2 separate regions of the Mus musculus genome follow, and region 1 is linked to region 2. Evidence: chromatin loops called from intact Hi-C (ENCODE). Cell type or tissue: left cerebral cortex. All regions are shown on one strand. Each heading gives the region's core, and the rest is flanking DNA. Links, peaks and the distances in the headings are about the cores only. Region 1 holds the start of Rab5b (RAB5B, member RAS oncogene family). Region 2 holds the start of Dgka (diacylglycerol kinase, alpha).

What was found. Hi-C counts contacts between places; a loop is a spot of excess contacts. Peaks named below come from ENCODE experiments on the same cell type or tissue, not always from the same donor. Only the 100,000 strongest peaks of a DNase experiment are listed, where the experiment ranks them.
Region 1: a loop joins it to region 2, with 2.2 times the contacts of the local background. A loop is called at or near these places in 8 of 42 quality-filtered maps.

Annotation. Positions count from the first base shown.
Region 1 is chr10:128,694,860-128,700,226 of GRCm38, forward strand. It overlaps Rab5b (RAB5B, member RAS oncogene family), which reads right to left and starts at 1,409. Exons shown (of 6, transcript NM_177411.4): 1 at 1,327-1,409. Cdk2 (cyclin-dependent kinase 2) reads right to left here. Exons shown (of 8, transcript NM_183417.3): 6 at 5,117-5,260; 7 at 4,613-4,816; 8 at 3,080-4,351. The coding sequence ends at 4,247. It also overlaps a transcript of Pmel not described here. In left cerebral cortex, for the core only: a CTCF peak has its summit at 2,704 (motif pointing left); a DNase peak (open chromatin) is centred at 1,604; H3K4me3 peaks cover 1,824 bases; H3K27ac peaks cover 1,252 bases.
Region 2 is chr10:128,742,191-128,747,557 of GRCm38, forward strand. It overlaps Dgka (diacylglycerol kinase, alpha), which reads right to left and starts at 1,886. Exons shown (of 24, transcript NM_016811.3): 1 at 1,606-1,886. It overlaps Gm31504 (predicted gene, 31504), which reads left to right and starts at 2,757. Exons shown (of 2, transcript NR_168573.1): 1 at 2,757-3,005; 2 at 3,151-3,692. In left cerebral cortex, for the core only: a CTCF peak has its summit at 3,014; DNase peaks (open chromatin) are centred at 1,265, 1,736 and 2,020; H3K4me3 peaks cover 1,826 bases; H3K27ac peaks cover 783 bases.

The sequences.
Region 1 (5,367 bases), core at 197-5,196, 47 kb before region 2:
TTCATTCTCTATAATCCATCTTTCTAAATACCTCAAGGTTTGACCTAAATAACTAATCTCACACACACACACACACACACACACGTTCCTGAATAAGTGGGCAAAGAAGAAAGGATGGTGCCAACCTTCTGGTAGCTAACCTCTCAATTCTTCCCCAAATCCCTTCAGGGATATCACCTCACAGTTCCTGGCGTGAATAGTCTGTCCCATTAACTATCTAGGAAATGCTCAAGTGCAAGTCTCACAGAAGTTTCAATAAACATGGTCCTTTTTTTTTTTTTTTTTTTTTTTTAATGGCTGGGGATTGCTTTGCCCCTTTCCATGCAAATGACAGAGTTCCTCAAATCTAGGTTAAATAAGCGTAGTCACCACAGATCACATTATGAAGTGGGAAAGACTGAGCAAAGCACTCCCAAATTTTCTTAGTTCTCTCACAGTAGATGAAATAGGAAAAACAACGAATACAATAGCAAACCTAAAGGAAACAGGAGTGCAGTCATGACTAGCTATGAGGTCAGGGTAAACTAAAGTGGTGTGTGTGTGTGGGGGGGGGGGGCTGGACGTAGAGCTGCCAGGCGCCATGGAATAATACATAATTTTACCTTTGTCTTCATTCCCTATTCCTGAAGTACCCCAAAACTTCAAATCACCACACCCAAGCACTAAAGGAACAGAAGAGTAAGGAACTTCCAAGATACTGAGCCTCCCCTCACCATCATTCCAGAAGTTCCCATTACTAATAGCAAACCGTTTCTACTTCCTTCCACTTTGGTCTTCTACATTCTTCATTGACTTCAGTGAGACCAAATCCCTCTCGGCAACACCAGTACCCCTAGTTCCCCTTTCAACAGTCACTTTCCCTGAAAAGAATGCCTCTCTCGGCTAAGAGCCCCAACAGTGGATGTCTCGGGAGACCCAGCCTCGGCTACCCTCGGGGCTGGGCGTAGCACTGTCCCCTCCACACCTCCAGCCAAATGGGCTGGCTTCCCCTCCCTCACTGCCTGGTCTCCGACCCCAGCTCCTCCCTCCTCACCGCGGTGCTCAGAGTCCCGAGGCCGGCCCTGGTCCTCACCGGCTCCGGGTCCCCGCGCCCGGCCCCCGAGCGGCCACCACAGCCAGAACCCAGCCGCCTCCCAACTAGAGGCTCGGCTCCCAGCCCTGCCGATCACCTCCTCAGCGCCCACTAGGCCTGTGGGACAGCCCCTTCGGCCCTCTCCAGGAGGTTCTGGAGCCCTGACGTCGGCCCGCCCCGCCTCTGCCACAGGCCAGGCGGCGCTCCTCTCGGGACCTCCGCCTCTGCCCTTGTGGGCTCCATCAGCTCGGTACCTGGGGCTCCGTATCCCCCGTCGGGCCCAAGCCTGTGTGGAACAGACAAACAGCTGCAGCTCAACCAAACTCCTACCCCCTTCGCCTCCTCCTCCTCCTCCTCCTCGCCGGGGCGGCTCCAGCCAATCGCAAGATCACCCGCCTACCGTGGTGGGTGGGCTATGTGAGCGTCCGCCCGCCAATCTTCTGGAGAAAGGCGGGCTCTGAGGGACTATCACCAACTAGCACAAGTGAGAGACTGGATTGGCGAGGCCGCAAGCCAATACCTACACGAGAAGCCTTGAAGATTGACGGGATAAGTAGCCATTAAAGAGAGAGCTCCTGGGAAAGGGGGCAGTGCATCACTGACAGGCATGTGCGTCAGCCAATAGAACCTCAACACCCGTGACACCCCTCCCCCGCCTCTCGACTCGTAAACATCTAATCAGGTGAGTGAAGAAGGCGGGTCAAAAGGAAATTTTAACCAGTATTGGGAAATTTCCGAATTTGACAGGCAGGCAAGGCTAGTGAAGAAGTGAAGAAGGCTTTTGGTCGGGTGTGGTGTGGCACTCCCAATCTCAGCACAGTGGATTGGGGTGGAGGCAGTTCTGAGTTTGAGGCTAACCCGGGATACTCAGTTTAACAAGACCTCAGTATAAGGGGGATGGGGAGGGGAGTAAACTGGGCTTGGTGGCCCACATGTTTAATCCTAGCAATCGGGAGGATCTCCATGAGTTCCAAGCTACACAACGATGTCCCCCCCCCAAAAAAACAAAAACAAAAAACAATGATACCAGCATTAACCTTCTCTTCTCCCCGTGCCCTGCTTTCTGTGTCAAATTAAGAAAGTAAAGACCCTGCTGGGCATGGTGGTGCACGCCTTTAATCCCAGCACTGGGAAGGCAGAGGCAAGGCGGATTTCTGAGTCTGGCCAGTCTGGTCTACAAAGTGAGTTCCAAGACAGCCAGGGCTACACAGAGAAACCCTGTCTCGAAAAACCAAAAAAAAAAAAAAAAAAAAAAAAAAAAAAAAAAAGTAAAGACCCAAAACCAGGAAATTAAACAACTTTTATCTTGTAAATTCTTTTTAGTGGCGCACTAGAGAACAGTAGTTTTGGGGTGAATTGCCATGACAACAGAAAGTGGTAGTCTGAAGACACTTTAGCCTCCTAAATATTTTCACATTGATATTTTCTGAATTGTTTGTAAATGTGAAAAAACATTTAGACAACTTTGCTGAGGATTTTTTTTTTTTTTCGGTACTGAGGATTGAACCTAGGGCCTAGAGGCAAGCTAGAGAAGCATACACTTCCGGTAGAAGACCCAAGGCCTGTTCCCAGTACCACTGCTCACAGCTGCCTGTAACTCTAGGAGAGATGATATGCCCTCTTCTGGCCTCTGCGGGCACTTGTGGCTCACATGCACACACAATTTCAAAACCAGACCAAACAAACAAAACTCTACACAAAATGGTGAACACTTCCTGGGAAATGGAGGGTTGAGACAAAGGCCCCTGAAGCCCACTCAAGTTGCTGCTAAAAGAAGGAATTGAAACAGTGTTCTGTATTGGTGTGCCTGTGTGAGTAGGGGAAAGTTGGAAGGAAGCTCTTCAGTTTCTCCATCCTTACAAACACCCCACTAAAGAGCATGGCAGGAGGGCCTGCATGTACAGAGATTAGGTGGACACATACTGCTTATTCACATTCAGAATATCACCCACACCATTTTTTCAGTAAAAAAATAAATGAAGGATAAATATGAAAGAGATTCACTCTACAGCTGAGAATATTTTCTTTTAATGAATTTACAAACTAAATTACAAATAATATTAACAGAACACTGGAGGACAGGGAGTGGGAGAAGAAAATCATAAAAGAAATATTTTCTTTTAACAATTACAAAATCCCAAAGTGCACATGGCAACAAATCCATCCACACTGACAAAAAAAAAAAAAAAAGGAAAAAGAAGAAACAACAACAAAACCACTAAAGTATCCAAACTACTTTAACTTGAAATATAAATATAATTGTTCACTCTTTTATAGAAAATTTCCCCCAATGACCTAACCAGGTCAAAGCCTTACAAAAGCATCAGCATTCTCAAATGATGTCTCCTGGCCTGCATCACTGCTCTCAGAGGAGGACGGCAATGAGGCCCTCTGACAACTCAAGAACTGAGCTTCCAAAAGGAAGGCTAGGAACCTGGCTCATTGGTGGTACATTTGCTTAGTGAGGGCAAAGTCCTGGGTGTAGCAGTCAGCACCAGAAAACAGTAAGATTGCTAAAAAGAGAAATTCAAGTGTCTTTCACCTTGCCCTGTGAACCACGATGAACAGACCAGAGTGACGTGCAAGCCCTGTGCCCTCCTGGCTCTTCTTGCCTGGGGAAGGTAGACAGGGCACTGGAGGGAATCATTTCTGCTTCTCCAAACGGGCCCTTGATTGCTAGGTGAGGCCGAACGCTAAAACTAAGGTACAAACGGCTTAGGCCTATTTTTCAATCTAATTCATTAAAACGGCCCCCTCTTGCTTGGTTCTGAGCTGTCCCAACTTAGGCTTCTGCTCATGTTCATTAGTTCACAAAACAGTGGCAGCAGGAGTCTGGGGGCGTTTCCCTCAACATGGTAATTATGAGACAGTCTTAAGATTGGGATGGCAAAACCTGACACAGGGGAAAACTGTCAGTTTTGCTTTGAATACCAATCCTTCTCAGTAATGACTGAGAAGAGGGGAAGAAGCTGGTGGAAGCCGGGTTAAGTGCATCTAATGCCAAAACCTTGCCCCCTTTTCCCTAACCCTTCCCTGCACCTCTGAATCCCCAGAACTGGCTGGCAAGAGAAAAGGCGAATGCTAAGACAGCCAGAAAACATCAGAAGGCTGACCTGTGTCCAAAAGGCCCAGGGTCAAGTCAGACCACGGGTGAAAAGGGCTTTGGGAAGGGCATCAGAGCCGAAGGTGGGGCACTGGTTTAGTTACATCCTGGAAGAAAGGGTGAGCCAGGGCTGCTTTGGCTGAAATCCGCTTGTTGGGGTCATAGTGCAGCATTTGCTGGAAAGAGAAATATATTCTAACTTCAGTGATGTGGCAGCGGGCCAGAAGGACAGCAGGTGTACTCAGAAACTTGGGAACCAGTATTCTCCTTACCCAGTTCTCATTTCCCTCCTCCCAAATCTGAACCAACCTACTGAAGAAGAGGGGAAGCAAAGGCTAAAGTACTTCTAACAATTCAGGGGCTTAGCTTCTCTTCATCCAGAAAAGCTCCTCTCTGGGAAGTGGGAGGGCTCACAGGCATCTATTCTGGGCACTTACCGATAACAAGCTCCGTCCATCTTCATCCAGGGGAGGCACAACTTTGCTAAAATCTTGCCGAGCCCACTTGGGGAAACTTGGCTTATAATCAGGCATAGAAGTAACTCCTGGCCAAACCACCTCATCTGGGGTCCCCAGAGTCCGAAAGATCCGGAAGAGTTGGTCAATCTCAGAATCTCCAGGGAATAGGGCCCTGCGGGTCACCTGGAAATGGGGAAAGAGGAAAGCCAAGACCCACACTGACGTCAGTCCACATTGCCCCTTGTACAAAGGAGGTTCCCATAGGCAGTGAAAGGGCAGCAGGGCCCATGACTCCCCTCCCCAGGGCTTATCATGGGGTCGGTCATACAGAGCTTGAGACAATGAAGTCCCTTATCTGTCTCCTCGCCCCTCCTTCCTTCCCCCAACCGTGGCTTCATAGATTCCCGAGGCTGGGTGGGGCTGGGAGGGGGTGACTGTCTGGGGTGCCCCTGACGCATAGCAAAGGGATCCCAAGCCACTCACGGGGTGTGGGGCAGACACTGCGGTCATCCCCCCTCCTTGTGATGCAGCCACTTCTAGATAGGAGCACAGCGGGCAGAGACTGTGTCTTCCATTTCTTCTGTGTTCCCCACAGCACTTAGCATGGTGCTGGGTACACACTAGGTGCTTAACAAATATTTTTTTGATGAATTGAGAGAGGAATATGGGCAATTGTAAGGTACTGGTGGATAAATTCACATTCTATATGTATACCTATATCTAGGCTAATGGTC
Region 2 (5,367 bases), core at 156-5,155:
TATAAGGTGACACACAAAAATAGTCTTATGTCTGGTGAAGCGTGGTAATATAGACAATTCCGGCTACTCAGGAGACTCGGATAAGGGGGTGGGATGCTTAAGGCCTGCCTAGGCTACAAAGTAAGTTTAAGGACAGCATGGGAAACTTTGGTTAGACCCTGTCCCCCTACACACCCACAAAGTGAGAAAAAGAAACACATTTGGATATTAGGATAAATGGTACTTTTAAGCCAAGAACTCACAAATTCTAGTGACTTCTATCCGTAGCAAGGCTCAACTATGTACCTTCCACTTAAAATACAAATACTTATGTCAGGTACAGACATGTAGTAGCATCAAGATGGTGAATTTGCCTCTGAGAAAATGAGGAGGTGGCTGGAAACTATAGAGTTAGGAACATCTGTGGGTTGGGACCCTGGACATAGGGGTTTCTAGGGATCTAGTCAGATGCCCTGACTTCTGTCAGAGAGTATAAATTGGCTGCCCCTGGACCTGACCGAGAGCAAACTACAGGATCCTGGGATCTTAAAGACCTGGAACAAGTCCAAAGTCTTCTAGCTTCATCCCAACCCTGAGGCTATAACCTGGGCTAGTCCAGACAGATGCAGGGCTGGAAGGGTGGTGTCTGTAGTCCTACCCCCAGCTATTTGTGACTCACGCTCCCCCTCCCCCCAACCCCACCCCGGGTTTCCCTCACCTCTACCAACTTAGGGTGAGACCAGAGAAACTGACTTGGAGGGGAGGGAAAGAATCCTACAACATTCTGGGCTTAGGATCCCAGTCAAGACTCTTAGACAACCTGTTCAAATTACGTCCACCAAATCTTGGCGCCTCTCCTTCTTCAGATCTAACTTTAAACACTGAATACTAAAATTGCAGCTATCAAAGAGATAAGGTTTCCACTAACACTTAACGTTTCCTTTCACTTCATTACCCGCTTTCAAATTCATCATTACTCAAGAATTAGCGTGTTTCTAGGACGTTCAGGATGCCCCAGCAAGAGACTTCACAGAGCAGGTACTCCTAGCTTTAGAACCAAGCCTAATGAGCTGGACTAACCACATCAGGCATCCCTTTTTCCCAGGGTTGAGGGTCCGTTCTTTCCTTCCCATCCCTGCTACTAGTCAGAGAGGTTGTTTTTTGTTTTGTTTTTGTCTTGAAGCATCAGAATTCATTAAATCGCCATAAACATCAGGGATAATTGTGTTGCCTGGATAAGGGGGTGGCACACTATGTTCCTGTACGGAGGGTGTCGTAGCTACTAGTACAGGAGGAAGTTACGATGTTGGCATAGTTGGGGGATGTGGGCTTGTATTTTTTGAGGCTGTAGAGATGACCAATAATATTTACTTTTCTGCCTCGGTAGTCAGGTTCATTTCTTATTTAAATCTGAAAAGTGGCTTCCCACCCAGTTTTTCCAGAAAACTCCCCGTGACAGGTGTGGAAAGGATCGGAGGCCAAAGAAGAACCCTTCTTCACCCGTGTGGCACCTTGGGTTTTCAAAAGGCACCTTTCTTCCGAGTTCCCAGGAGCTGAGCTTCCCAGCTCTCCGAGTGAGCAAGAGGGATAAGGGTGGAGGAAAGGTCTGGGGGAAACGCAGCTTACCCCGGTCTTGCGTCTTGCGCAGCGCTACGGCAGTCCCGGAGTCCCAGCGCAAACCCTTCCAGCAGCAGCTTCCAGCTGTCAACGCTTCCTTCTCTGGACGCCGCAGCCCTCACCCAGTCGGTGGGGCGGCCCCTTCCGCTGCCCTTTTGGCCGGGTGCGAGAGTGTGCGAGTGGCACGGGGCTCGCGGGGGCTCTACCTTGACCCAAGAGAGCGCACGGTCAGAGCAGGGGCGCCGGAGCCCGAGCTGGACAGGAGGGGACGGGTTAGGAAGACGCGGCCGCTGCGGGGCCGCCCAGCTCCTGACGACACACTGCCCGCCCCCGACCCAGCCTGCCCTCCTGCCGCGCCCAAGCCCACCGCTGTTGCCAGCTTTCCAACACAATCTGCTCCGGGCCTTCAGAGTATCTCCAGGGCTCTGGTTTGTGCCACTTTCTCCACTCCTACGCTTCTGTCTTCCCATGCCTGGGGCAGCTCTACTTCTATCTTTCTTTTCTAATTAGTCAAAGCCTCTCCCATCATCCCTTCCCAGGAAAGCCAAGGTAGGGGTCAGGGTGCTGATTGGAACCACCCAGCGACTGGTCAGCAATTGGCCGGCCCTCCAATCTCCAAATCATCACTTTGGACGCGCCTGCCCAAGTCAATGATTCCACATTCAGGAGAACCCAGAGAGGCAAGGCCAGAGTTCCACAATTCACACACAACCCTAGACCTAGGTGCATTTCCTTCTCCACATGGCTTCACATTGCTTGACCCTGCCTGAGATAATTGCCCACCTCTCCTCCGAGTTCCTCAGCTCCGCCTCGGACTTGTCTATGCACAGCCTTTTCTCTCAAAATCCATATCCTTTCCTTAAGACTAGGGTGGAGATTTAGGTGCATAAAACAACGTTTGACTGTGTTCACCTTTTCTTCATACCCAACCCTAGCACTTTACCCTCTGGCCTTGGCAGATGGCACAGAAGTCGTTGGGCAAAGGTAGAGTCTGAAGGCAGAGCCTTTCAGTTCCTCCTACCTGTTATTGGAGCTGTCAGGACTCTTGAAGCAGCATGGTTGGTGTGAGGCTGAACGGAAAGGAGACCAATGAGTGGGGATTTACTGGTAGGGACTGGGGACCCAGGCATCCTGCATCCCCCGCCCCGCCCCAAACCCACGACTAACTCCCTCCTACCCTTCTCTGAAGTAGGAGCAGCACAACAAAGCCTTGTGTTCTTGGAATTGTATCCTCTTACAGCTGGGAATAGAAAGGAGTGGGAGAGCAGACTGCTTGTTGGAAATGTGTGTATATATTCGGGTCCAGTGAGGGTCAGAGAGAGAGAGAGAAGAAAAAAAAAGAAGAGAAAGGAAAAGAAAAGAAAAAAAAAAAACCGAAAGAAACAAAAGGCCCTCTAGTGGAAACAGAAGTAAGTAGTCTTCAAGTATTTGGAGACAAAGCTGTTGAAGCAACTCTCTAGAGTAGTGGGGTTTGCTGCTGCTGTTGTTATTTAAACTTTAGATTCAGATCGGGAGTCGGAGAGTGACCTGTCTCTGTTCTGCTGTCCTTTTCAGGTTTGTTCTGGTTTGCTTGCATCCTGACCCTTCACTGCTTTGTTTTTGTTTTCATTTTTCCTCTTCCTCCTCCATCACTGTCACCACCATGCTGCAGATGAGCTTCAGTGCCTGGAACGTGCTTCTCCGGTGCTGCACCACGGATCTATACCGCTACCCCACACCCTTCTTCTTAACAGTATATGCGTCACCGTTAGCAAAGTCTATCTCCCCTTCCTACATCGCCTCCTTACTCACAGTCCAACAAACGATTTTTTTCCTGAGACAAGATTTTAGTATGTACATAGCCTAGGCTGGCAGTGAAATTGCCATCCTGGTTCAACCTCTCAAGAGCTGGGTTTACCGGGTTTATTGGTGTGTGCCACTCCTGCTATCAACAGACACTTTTGAAGGTCTCTTTATACCTGATCTTGTTCTTAGTTCTTTCTGTAGGATAAGCAAAAACACAAACTGAAGCAAGTGCCTAGATGTCTGTAAAGCTTCCTAGCTCTTGATCACCGTAAACAAAGATTCTGTTTAAATAACACTTGTGTCCCAAACTACTCTTCGAATCAGTTCTTGCATAAAGTCAAAGACTCTCCTACATTAAACAAGCCATAGGTTGGAATATGATTTTTCCAATAAGGAATATGAAGAGAAACTCAGACTTTTATTTTATTTCGGTTTTTCAAGACAGGATTTCGATGTGTCGCCCTGGCTGTCCTGGAACTTACTCTGTAGACCAGGTGGGCCTCGAACTCGAACTCAGAAATCCGCCTGCCTCTGCCTCCCAAGTGCTGGGATTAAAGGGTGTGCCACTGCCTGGCAGGAGCTCAGAGTTACTGTAACATCTTTGTACCTTATTTTGGATCTGTGTTTCGCCATATTCTCAGGTCAGTTGTTGGTGGGGGTGGTGGAAGAAAAGCAAAGAACCATCTACGGAAGAGGTGTTTGATGTCTATAGTTCCAGGTGCTCATCTCTTTAATCAACCACATCATACAAGTCAGAAAGAAAGAAACCACAGTGAACAAAGGGAAAGGAAAAAACAAGCCTGTTTTCCCAGCCTCTTCTTCCTCTGGGTGGGGTTATACATCCGGGGCCCAGGGCTGGGTCCAGGGCCAGTCTACTGAACAGACAATTGAGTTTCACTTCCTGCCAACCTGCAGAGATGGGGGCAGGATGTCTGAGGGGTACAGTGATGGGGAGTGTCCAGAGATTAAAGAGTAAACAGGTCACACTAGTATTTCCCCTCACTGAGCAGGTCCGTGGAGAGCTTTAGAGACCACTCTTGAAAGAGTTCAAGTCATGCACCTCACTAATTTTCAGAGGCACTGTTCCATATTCTCATCTCCTTCTCCTCTTTGAGGAAAGGGTACTAGATAGACAGGACTTAAGTGCAATTGATGAACAAACAGATACGGGCTGGTAGGCTTGGGCCAGAATGGTTGCCTGACTTAATGCTAGCTACACTCTAGGTTCCACTCCCCAGCATCCCTCCCTCCACCATACCCAAATGCAGGAGGAAGCAAAGGCATAGGTGAGGGATTATCACACACACAAAGTGAGGGATTAGAAGTATACATGTAGCCGGGCCGTGGTGGTGTACACCTTTAATCCCAGTACTTGGGAGGCAGAGACAGGCAGATTTCTGAGTTCGAGGCCAGTCTGGTCTACAAAGTGAGTTCCAGGACAGCCAGGGCTATACAGAGAAACCCTGTTTCGAAAAAAAAAAAAAAAAGAAAAGAAAAGAAAGAAGTATACACGTGTAAAAACATGTAGTGCATGCAAATAGCATTAAAGTCATTTTGAGACTTGAATTGAAAGGAGAGAGGTTAAAGCTGGGAGAATTGCAAGGAGGACAATGTGTGAGCTTTTGAAAACTTAGTTGAGGTTCTTATTAGCCTGTTTTGTTTCTTTTTTTTTTTTTTTTTTTTCCTTTTGGTTTTTTTTTTTTTTTTTTTTTTTGGTTTTTCGAGACAGGGTTTCTCTGTGTAGTCCTGGCTGTCCTGGAACTCACTCTGTAGACCAGACTGGCCTCGAACTCAGAAATCCTCCTCCCTCTGCCTCCACTGGGATTAAAGGCGTGCGCCACCACTGCTCGGTTGTTTTGTTTTAAAGTAGAACATATTGTCTACTACTGAAGTACTAATATTTCCCCACTTCTCAATTTGAGAGGCACTGTTGGACGTTAGTGTAAGCCAAAGTTGGGCAATAGAAGAGGGTGAAAGAGTTAAGGA